Linked DNA regions of Homo sapiens: all the other regions are linked to region 3. A link is a contact called in ENCODE Hi-C or POLR2A ChIA-PET data. All regions are on one chromosome and are shown on one strand. Each heading gives the region's core, a stretch centred on a gene start or an enhancer-like site at or near the end of the contact. The rest is flanking DNA. Distances are from core to core; before and after follow the strand shown.

Region 1 (3,004 bases), core at 23-2,522, 190 kb before region 3:
ATTACAGGCATGTGCCACCACTCCTGGCTAATTTTTTTGTATTTTTAGTAGAGACGGGGGTTTCACCATATTGGCCAGGCTGGTCTCGAACTCCTGACCTTGTGATCTGCCCACCTCGGCCTCCCAAAGTGCTGGGATTAGAGGCATGCCCCACCACGCCCAGCCCATTGTTTTATCATGACAGTAGCAATGTGTTTTAATTGTAAAATTCTTGACTTTTTGTTTTGTTTATAAACTTCCTTTTCTTGGCCCTGTGCCTTAAACTACAGTAGATTAGGTGAAACTGTTCTCTGATCACACTAGCATTTAAAATATGAACCTGAATCTTCTCAGGTACTTTGATCTCTCCAATCTATTAATGTTTCTGAGTACATAAACATCAATTAGCTCACCAAATTAAAGTTAGCAAATGCGTCAGCCATGTAATTTGCATGTGACATTTTGAGTTAGCAGGGCCAAGAGGGAAGTATGTTTTTGTGAGTGGGTGTGCTTATCTCTCTGTCTTCAGGTGGTGATGGAAAGTTGTACATGTAAGAGAAGGAGTTGTGGCAGTGGATATGTGAAATGCTAACTGTACATATGCCTCTGCTTGGGGCAGAAGCACTTTACCAGAGAAGTCTCCAACAGTTGCAAACTACATATTCTTTTTCCTTATATAAGTGAATCTTTTAATTAGTGTAATATTATGTAGAGTGTATGTTTTTTCTGTTTTTTTTTAATGAAAGGTGATATTTTGATAAATCTGCAAAATGAGCAATATAGACAACATTTTAGAGTGAATGATACTAGATTTAAACTATGAGGCTGGTCTCTGCAAAGATACAAAGTAAATACTAATCACTGGTCTAAGCAAAATCCAGGAAGGATTTTTGTTAATTTGACAAGTGGGTTTAGAATTCTTTAGCCACTATTTTTTAGAAACCAGCTTTGTTCATACATCCTTTCTCTAATTTGCCTCACTTTTGATCTGTGATAAACCAGCTGCAATTTGGTTTCATTAACAAACTTAACTGGTCAACAGATGTTTTGGCTCTATTTTGTCCTTTCTATTAGAAACAGCATAGGCGTACACAGAAACCATGCTGGGCCTTTTCCTGTCTGTAGCTCGACAGGCGTTACAGAAGAGCAACCTAACTTTACTTACAAGTTCAATTTTTCTTCCTCAGTATTTTTATTATAGGTATACAAACATTGTAGTTTTGTCTCCCCCATCAAGTCGGTCTTTTGTTGTTAATCTTCCATCTGTTAGTCCAGTATACACTTCTCACCCTGCTTTTTAGCATTGCAAAATCTTAGCATGCAGGGAAAAAGGTACTATTGCAGGAGAGGTAATTGAGATATCAGCGACTCTTCCACAATTCAAGGGAAGGAGTGGAACTAGCCTGGTGAATTTAGATAATTTCTTCCGTCTTCTTTGATGTCAGTGAGCTGCCATATGGAGAGCAGTGAGGCCTGCAGGAAGGAGGTGAGCCTTGGTCTGGGCTGCCTAGGGTGTTCAGAGTGACATGGGCTGAGAGCCAGAGGCAGAGCTTGACTGTTTCTGTTAGTAGTTTCTGATGTGACCAGCCCTGCTTTTTGTCCAAGGTTTCCCTGTCATGCTTGCCACCCTATGGGTATGATGAAGTTTAAGAAACAGATCATAAACATTATCTTGGGAAAGAGAAACATAAGAACATATTAAAATCTAGTAATAAGGCCATTAAAAGATGACTCCCATTTGATATTTGACCAACTTGTTTTCAAAATTAGTATTGTAAACACTTCTGTCTTATAACAAAACCCAGCTTTAGCTGTTGAGCCTTGAGTTGTGAGTAAAGCAGCAGAAAACAGGATCTGCTAGTGGAAGAGTATTGGCTGTTTGAAGAACATCAGCTGTTCCAGGTAGACTCCTGGCAGTGTGTGAGCAGACCTGGGAAAGGCAGGCATGGAGGGAGCTAGGAAAATACTTCTCTCCTAACCTTTATAATTTATAAAATTAGAGTATTTCATAAATATTAAAAGAGTAGTACAGTAAACACTCTATTTCTTTCACATAGATTCACCAATTTTAACATTTTGCCACATTCTTTCTCTTCCTATATGTGTGTATATGTATATGTTTTTATACATGGGTGTGCGTATATATACAGCACATTTATATATTCACAATTTTGACTAAACTGTTGGAAACTAAATTACAAATATTATATTTCACCCCTAAATACTTAATAATATATCAAAAATGTTCTCTTATATACTATACTATTACGCAAAAAATTCGGCAGTGGAATGAGTGTTAACTGACAGTCCATATTTCCCCAAATGGCCCCAAAATCTCATTTATAACTTTTGACTTTTTTTGAGATGGAGTCTCGCTCTGTTGCCCAGGCTGGGGTGCAGTGGTATGATCTTAGCTCACTGCAACCTCCACCTCCCAGGTTCAAGCAATTCTCTTGCCTCAGCCTCCCGAGCAGCTGGGACTACAGGTGCGTGCCACCATGCCCGGCTAACTTTTTTTATTTTTAGTAGTGATGGGGTTTCGCCAGGTTGGCCAGGCTGGTCTTGAACTCCTGACATCAGGTGATCTACCCGCCTAGGCCTCCCAAAGTGCTGGGATTAAAGGTGTGAGCCACTGCGCCTGGCCAACTTTTGACTTTTCATCCAGGATCCAACCAAAGATCATATATTGCATTTGGCTGTCATGTCACCTTTAATAGAGAACAGTTTTCCCTCCTTTTTGCTTCTGAAGACATTGACATTTTTGAAGAGTCTAGGGTAGTTGTCTTGTAGGATGTCCCACAATTAGTATTTGTCTGACTGTATCCTCATGATTAGATTCAGAGTAAACATTTTTGACAAGAATAGCGTGTGGGGGTCTGGGAGTGGTGGCTCACACCTATAATCCCAGCACTTTGGGAGGCTAAGATGGGTGGACTGATTGAGCTCAGAAGTTTGAGACCAGCCTGGGAAACATGGTGAAACCCCGTTTCTACAGAAAATACAAAAAAATCAGCTGGGCGTGGTG
Region 2 (3,065 bases), core at 188-2,687, 190 kb after region 3:
TGGGGCTTTGGGGTATAAGAGGAGTCAAGGGAAAAGATGGGGACCCGGCCCGACAGGGTGCTTTCTCCTCCCCCGCAGTGGATCCCTTACTCTGAGGACGGCGAGGATGCCTCCGGGTCGCAGCAGCTGCAGGCAGCGCTCGTAGTAGGCGGAGCAGTTCTCCTTGTCCGCATCCACCACGGCCACGTCGAAGGTGCCGGCCTCGCCCGCCGCCAGCAGCTCGTCTTGCGGGGGGAGGGAGGGCAGGTGCGGCTGAGTCCGCGGCCCCGGCGGCCCTGAGGCCCCTCCCAGGCCGGCCCGGGCTCTGTGACAACCGGCCCTGCCCTTAACCTGCCCGGCAGGCCCAGTCACAGCTCGGCCACACAGCAGCCTCGTTTGCAATGAATGGCTTCAAAGCCCTTCCCGCTTCGGTGCTCACCCAGGGTCTCCAAGGCGGGCTTCAGCCGGAGGTCGATCTTGTGCTCCGCCTCGGCCTGCGGAGGGAGCGGGTCAGCCGTTGCGCCCCCGCCTGGGGCTGCAGAGCTAGGCGCGGGCGCTCACCTGCCTCCACAGGGGCCGTCCCAGCTCCGGGGGCTGCGCGTCCACCTCGCAGGTCACCACGCGCCCGTCCGCGGGCAGCGCCAGGGCCAGGGCCAGGGCGGAGTAGCCCGTGAAGGTGCCTGGGACCAGGACACAGACGGGCTCAGCCCAGAGTGGGGGTCGGCCCGGAAACCTCGGCCCTCCGGGATCCCGGCCGCGTGCCCCTACCCAGGTCCAGCGCCTTCTTGGCCTGGATGAGCCGCGCCAGGTTGGCCAAGAGCTGGGCCTGCTCGCAGGTCATCATAGAATCCCCCTGCGGCTGCTCCAGGGTCAGCTGCGTGAAAGGAGAGGGTGGCACCAGCCATGCAGGTCACCCACCTTCGCCCTGGGGGTCCCAAGCCCCAGGGGCGCGGTTCTGGGCGTGGCCTGGGGGACTGGCCCTTCGGAACGCCCACCGCACCCGGCCCAGGGAAGCCGGAAGCCCAGGGAGGGCCAGGGCCCAGCCCAAGGTCACACAGCCACGTGGGACCCGCAGGGGTCGAGAGGGACGCCCGTTTCCGTCCCGCGCCCTGCTGACCAGCCTCAGGCTTCGCAGCGCCGGGTGCTCCCGCATGGAGCGGCTCAGAAGATACTGCCACAGGCGGCTGTCCTCGGGGGGAAGCAGGCACTGCTCTCGCCGGCCTCGCCATGGGGGGCACCGCCTCCCTGACGGGGAGAGGGTGTTGGATTAACCTGAGCCACGCCGCGCCCTACTCTGCGCCCGCCCACCCGCCCGCCGGGACCAGGTCCTGCTCACCCAGGAAGAGGCCAGTGGCGAAGGCGGCGCCCAGTGCGGCTGAGCCCAGGGCCAGCGCGGCGGGCACGGAGAGCCGGGGCACCGGCTGGGTCATGGCGCGGGCAGGAGGCGGCGGGAGGCAGTGACAGGTCACGTGAGCTGGAGCTCCTGGGACAGGTCTCGGACTCGCGGGCCCGCCGGGCTCCACCTTGTCGGGGCACTACCCGCGGAGCCGCGGTCTCGGGCATCATCTGGCGGCCACACAGCCTTACTGCAAGCCCCGCCCGAGAGAGCCGGGCGCGATCTGGTGGCCGCGCCGGGAACTGCGCCCCTGCGGGGAGCAGGCCAAGCGCCTAGATCTGAATTTTCCCGCCTGTGCCCGCAGTCCAGGTGCCTGCCTCCATTCCCCTCCTGCCAATGCTTTTTTCTCCTCGCCACCATTTATTCTGAGGCCCCTTGGGGGCATATGTGAATTGTGTATGGAGGGCGCCAGTGTAAGTTACAAGATAGTCACAAGTACAAGAGATAGAGATTAAAGGGGGAAGGCCTCCTGGACAAGATGCCCCAAAGCATCAGGCTGAAGGAGTGAGGGAACTGGTTTGAGGGCATGCAGCCTCGAATTGGGGTTCAGGAGCCCTGGGGTGGGCCTGTGGAACTGAGACCATATTCTTAGCTGTTAAAATCCTGCTTTTGGGGGCCAGATGGATACGAGTGTCTAATCTTGGTCCTGCCAGTCTCTCTGAGCCTCAGTTTCCTTCCTGTAAAATGAGGCCTACAATCTTACCATAAAAGGCACCAGATCCCACAGCTTCGCACACAGTAGCACAATACATAAGTGGCAGCTGCTGTTATGTTGGTAGGTTGGAATGAAGACATCTTGGGGAGAAAGCCGGTGAAGCTCCCTTGCAAGGTTGTTCTGTTGAAACACTGTCCAGAGAACACTGATTGAACCCCTACCATGCGCCAAACTCCGGAGGAGGTGAAAGACGCTGACGCTGTCCTTTTTTTTTTTTTTTTTGAGACTGAGTCTCGCTCTGTCACCCAGGCTGGAGTGCAGTGGCACAATCTGGTCTCACTGCAACCTCCACCTCCTGATTCAAGCGATTCTCCTGCCTCAGACTCTGGAGTAGCTGGGACTACAGGCACGCACCCCTACACCCAACTAATTTTTGTATTTTTTGTAGAGACGGGTTTTGCTATTTTGGCCAGGCTGGTGTCAGACTCCTGGCCTCAAGTGATCTGTTTGCCTCGTCCTTCCAAAGTGCTGGGATTACAGGCCTGAGCCATTGTGCCTGGCGTTGGTGTTCTTTTTTTTTTTTTTGGCAAGGTCTCTGGCAAGGCTGAAGTGCAGTGGCAAGATTACTGCTTATTGCAGCATCGAGCTCCCAGGCTCAGCAATCCTCTTGCCTCAGCCTCCCAAGTAGCTGGGACCACAGGCGGTCACCACTGTGCCCAGCTAATTTAAAAAAAAAAATTTTTTTTTTAAAGAGAAGGGGTCTTACTATGTTGTCCAGGCTGGTCTCGAACTCCTGGCTTTAAGTGATCCTCCTGCCTCAGCCTCCCAAAGTGCTGGGATTACAGGTGTGAGCCCCCGTGCCTGGCCTCTGGTTGGTATTCTTAGTGAAGCTGGTTTCAGAGATGCAGGTCACACACAGCTGGCGGGTGGCCTAAGCTTCACGACTTCTGCCTCTGTGAAATGGCGTTATGAATAGTCCCAACCTCCTAGGGGACCAAATGAGAAAATCCAGGCTGAGGACTTACACAGGGGACC
Region 3 (2,782 bases), core at 250-2,749:
TGCCGTCCACTGGGTATGAAGTCTGTGGCATTGCTGCTGCTGAGCTAGCGGGCATTTTGTTTGGTTGCTCTGGCCACTCAGGGCACAGGTTACAACCTGATGGCCATTGGGTTGCTTTAGTCTGTCCTTTGCAGCATTTTAAGAAATTTCAATCTGTTGCCAAGACCTAAAAATCGAGTGATTTTATAATCCAGATTGGAGACTTCTGAAAAGTCAGATCTCCCACATTTGCACTGACTCTCACAAGACAAGCATTAGCTGAGGCTGGGTGGCAGGTGCCCCTCTGAAGGGGTACAGGGCTCTCTGCTTAGCCACAAGTGCCCCCTACCCACACCCCTCCGCTGTACATGCAGCCATCTTCATTTGTTTACACTCTGCATGGTTCTGCAGGGTAGGCGTTTGAGCCCTGACTTGAATTATTTAGATATGCCAGTGCAAAGGTGCTGAGAGCAGAGCCTACCCTGCCATCTCCAGTGGGGTCATGTCCTGCTCCCCATCCCTAGCCATCTGGTCGAGTCCCGGCACCCCCATCCATTCATTCTATCCCACTCATAGTCTCTGATCCAAGTATCTACTCTCCTCCGTTGGCCCTTTGTTTGCTAGGTGCCACCTGGTCTAACAGTCATGATCCACAGCAGCCTGACACCTCCTCATAATGTTCTGTCATCTGCCTAGGCCTAAGCTTCAACTTGAGAGCCTGATTCTTTCTGGATTTGGCAGTGGGGGCAGACCCTAAAATTGAGTGCCAGGAACCTACAACAAGCTTTCATGTGAGTATATCTTACAGTTCAAAGTTGGAATGTCTTTTTTTTTTCTTTGAGGATTGGAAACTTTACGATGATGATGTGCACATGCTGGCGTGGTTATATGCTTCACAGTGTATGACCACGCTTTATCAAATACATCCGAGAGCCTGCTGTCCACCAGGTTCTATGCTAAGCGCTTTACGCGCGTTACTGCTGATCCTCATTATAACCTCTGAAGGTAAATATTTTTATCACCGGATGGAGAAACCAAGGCTCAGAGAAATCACATCGTTAGTAAATTGTGTGACAGAAATGTAAACCCAGCCCTGTCTTCTCCGAAGCCTGCCAGGCCCCTTCCATGAAGGGTAAGGTCTAAAATATAGTAATGGCAAGTGAGTGCATTAAACAGAAACTGAAGGATTAGGTTGTTGCAGTCTTTGTTTTTTTCATGTCAAATGTGTTTTCAGTTAACTTCAAATACTATGAGGCAAATTTTACCTTGTGGTGATGACTCAGTTCAGTTGTGTTTTTGATCCTGCTTGGAAACCCAGAATGTACACAGCACAAAAGATGGTTCATAAATAGACTCATAAAAGGAAGGCCTGGAAATGAGGCATCTTCTAATACAGGCATGTTAGCTCTAAGGGTTTTTTTTCATTGTGACATTGCTTTCTGAGCCAAAATAATGACAAATTGTTGGTGGCTATGGTTGGCTGTGGGGCCAGGGCCACCTTGGGATGTCCATTAAGGTCTGATATTGTCCAGCAGACCTGGCCTAGGCCCAGCCCCAGGTTGCAAGTTCCTGCAGCAGACTATTTGGTCAGTCACTGAGCCTTGTAATCACAACCTCTTGTGGCAAGAAAGGCTTTCAGTAACCAGATACCCTGAATTATGTGATGGCTCCACAAAGGGGTGTGTGACACATTGGGCTGAAGTCAGAGCACAGATTAGGGAGCTGAAGTCCCTCTGGCCTCTGTGGAATTCCACTGAAGTACACCCTGCAGCAATAACTGTATATTGTCTTACCCCCGATGCGTCCCTAAGCTGTGCCCTTCTCTCCAAAATAGCCTTGTAGCCTTTGCTGGATTAGGGTAGCCAACAGTGCATTCTGAGCACAAAGACTAGCACTGTGATTTAAAAGCTGGATAATTAACACTGGGAAAACTTGGACGCTGGGGGTGCAAAACCCAAATTATACCTCAAATACAGCGTGCCAGTAAAGCCCAGCTTGTCAGCTTTCTACTGGAGGCCTCACGAGGCTGAGTGTAACTGGGGAGTGTAACTTGGTTGGTGGGCAGGAGAATTTAAGGTCTCTCCATGGATTCCCACTCAAGTCAGCTCCCTGAGGGTTTTCTGGCATCAAAGCCCTTGGCTACTAGTTGGGTTCAGGCCCAGGCACAATTAGTGTCTCCGGCCGCAGTCCCAGCTTTGAGAGCTCCCAGACCGCCTCCGCCTTTTGAAGGATGGCAAATGTTCTTTAGCAAAGACTCCGACCAAAAGGCCTTTTATTCTTACGCCCTATTTCCATTCCCCAGAGCTGCAATCAAGGCCCGAACCCCACCAGCAGCACGCTGGGTGGTGCAGGTCCTTAAACCTTCACAGCTTCCAGGGGCTCGGACCTTTACCCTCGGCCACAAGCAGCCCCAGTGGCCCAGCTTTGCGACAAAGATTTCGCACGCGCACATCCCGCTTCCGGCCTGGGCCTCAGACGGGGAAACCTTGGGCTAAGGGCGGAGCCTAGGCTAGGGGCGGAGCCTTAGTGGGGCGGGGAAGGGGCGGGGCCTAAGCTACGGGCGGGGCGAGTCGGGGCGGGGCGGGGCGGGGCCGATCGGGGCGGGGCCGCGGGTCTCTTACTGTGGTCGTCGCTTAGCGCTCTGTCGATGAAGGCTGCCGCCGGGTAGAAGAAGACACTGAGGTCGAAGGTGGGCAGGTCGTCGGCCTCCACGCCGTGGTACTGGATGTCCATGTCGCGGTAGTAGTCGGGCCCAGTGTCCACGTTCCAGCGGCCGTGGGCCGCGTTCAGCACGTGCGTGAAC

The links. Hi-C counts contacts between places; a loop is a spot of excess contacts on that map. ChIA-PET counts read pairs that join two places held with the same protein, here RNA polymerase II (POLR2A). Pooled maps may share reads with other maps.
Region 1: a pooled map shows a loop between it and region 3 (4-fold over the local background). The contact joins two enhancer-like sites. A Hi-C loop is called at or near these places in 3 of 50 pooled maps. POLR2A ChIA-PET finds 5 or more read pairs at or near these places in 3 of 52 experiments (AG04449, OCI-LY7 and PC-3).
Region 2: a map of psoas muscle shows a loop between it and region 3 (4-fold over the local background). The contact joins the promoter of COMTD1 here to the enhancer-like site in region 3. A Hi-C loop is called at or near these places in 7 of 168 maps with a recorded cell type or tissue (CD14-positive monocyte, CD4-positive, alpha-beta T cell, Right ventricle myocardium inferior and 4 more), 16 of 37 single-sample maps with no recorded cell type and 19 of 50 pooled maps. POLR2A ChIA-PET finds 5 or more read pairs at or near these places in 1 of 52 experiments (Caco-2).

The regions. Positions count from the first base shown.
Region 1 is chr10:74,853,764-74,856,767 of GRCh38, forward strand. The region is part of intron 3 of KAT6B (lysine acetyltransferase 6B); the gene reads left to right. Among named protein-coding and RNA genes, the nearest start is that of KAT6B, 29 kb to the left of the region's middle. RefSeq lists a silencer at 2,307-2,517. Within about 2 kb of position 1,273, at least 9 of the 41 ENCODE cell types and tissues checked have a DNase peak (open chromatin) inside an H3K27ac peak, as active enhancers do.
Region 2 is chr10:75,234,520-75,237,584 of GRCh38, forward strand. It overlaps COMTD1 (catechol-O-methyltransferase domain containing 1), which reads right to left and starts at 1,438. Exons shown (of 7, transcript NM_144589.4): 1 at 1,316-1,438; 2 at 1,097-1,224; 3 at 748-853; 4 at 541-659; 5 at 419-473; 6 at 91-224. The coding sequence starts at 1,409. RefSeq lists silencers at 167-396, 557-846, 977-1,056, 1,217-1,356, 1,392-1,686.
Region 3 is chr10:75,041,197-75,043,978 of GRCh38, forward strand. DUSP29 (dual specificity phosphatase 29) reads right to left here. Exons shown (of 4, transcript NM_001003892.3): 3 at 2,601-2,782. Among named protein-coding and RNA genes, the nearest start is that of SNORD172, 21 kb to the left of the region's middle. RefSeq lists an enhancer at 2,650-2,782. Within about 2 kb of position 1,500, at least 3 of the 41 ENCODE cell types and tissues checked have a DNase peak (open chromatin) inside an H3K27ac peak, as active enhancers do; they include gastrocnemius medialis and psoas muscle, where a contact is called at or near this core.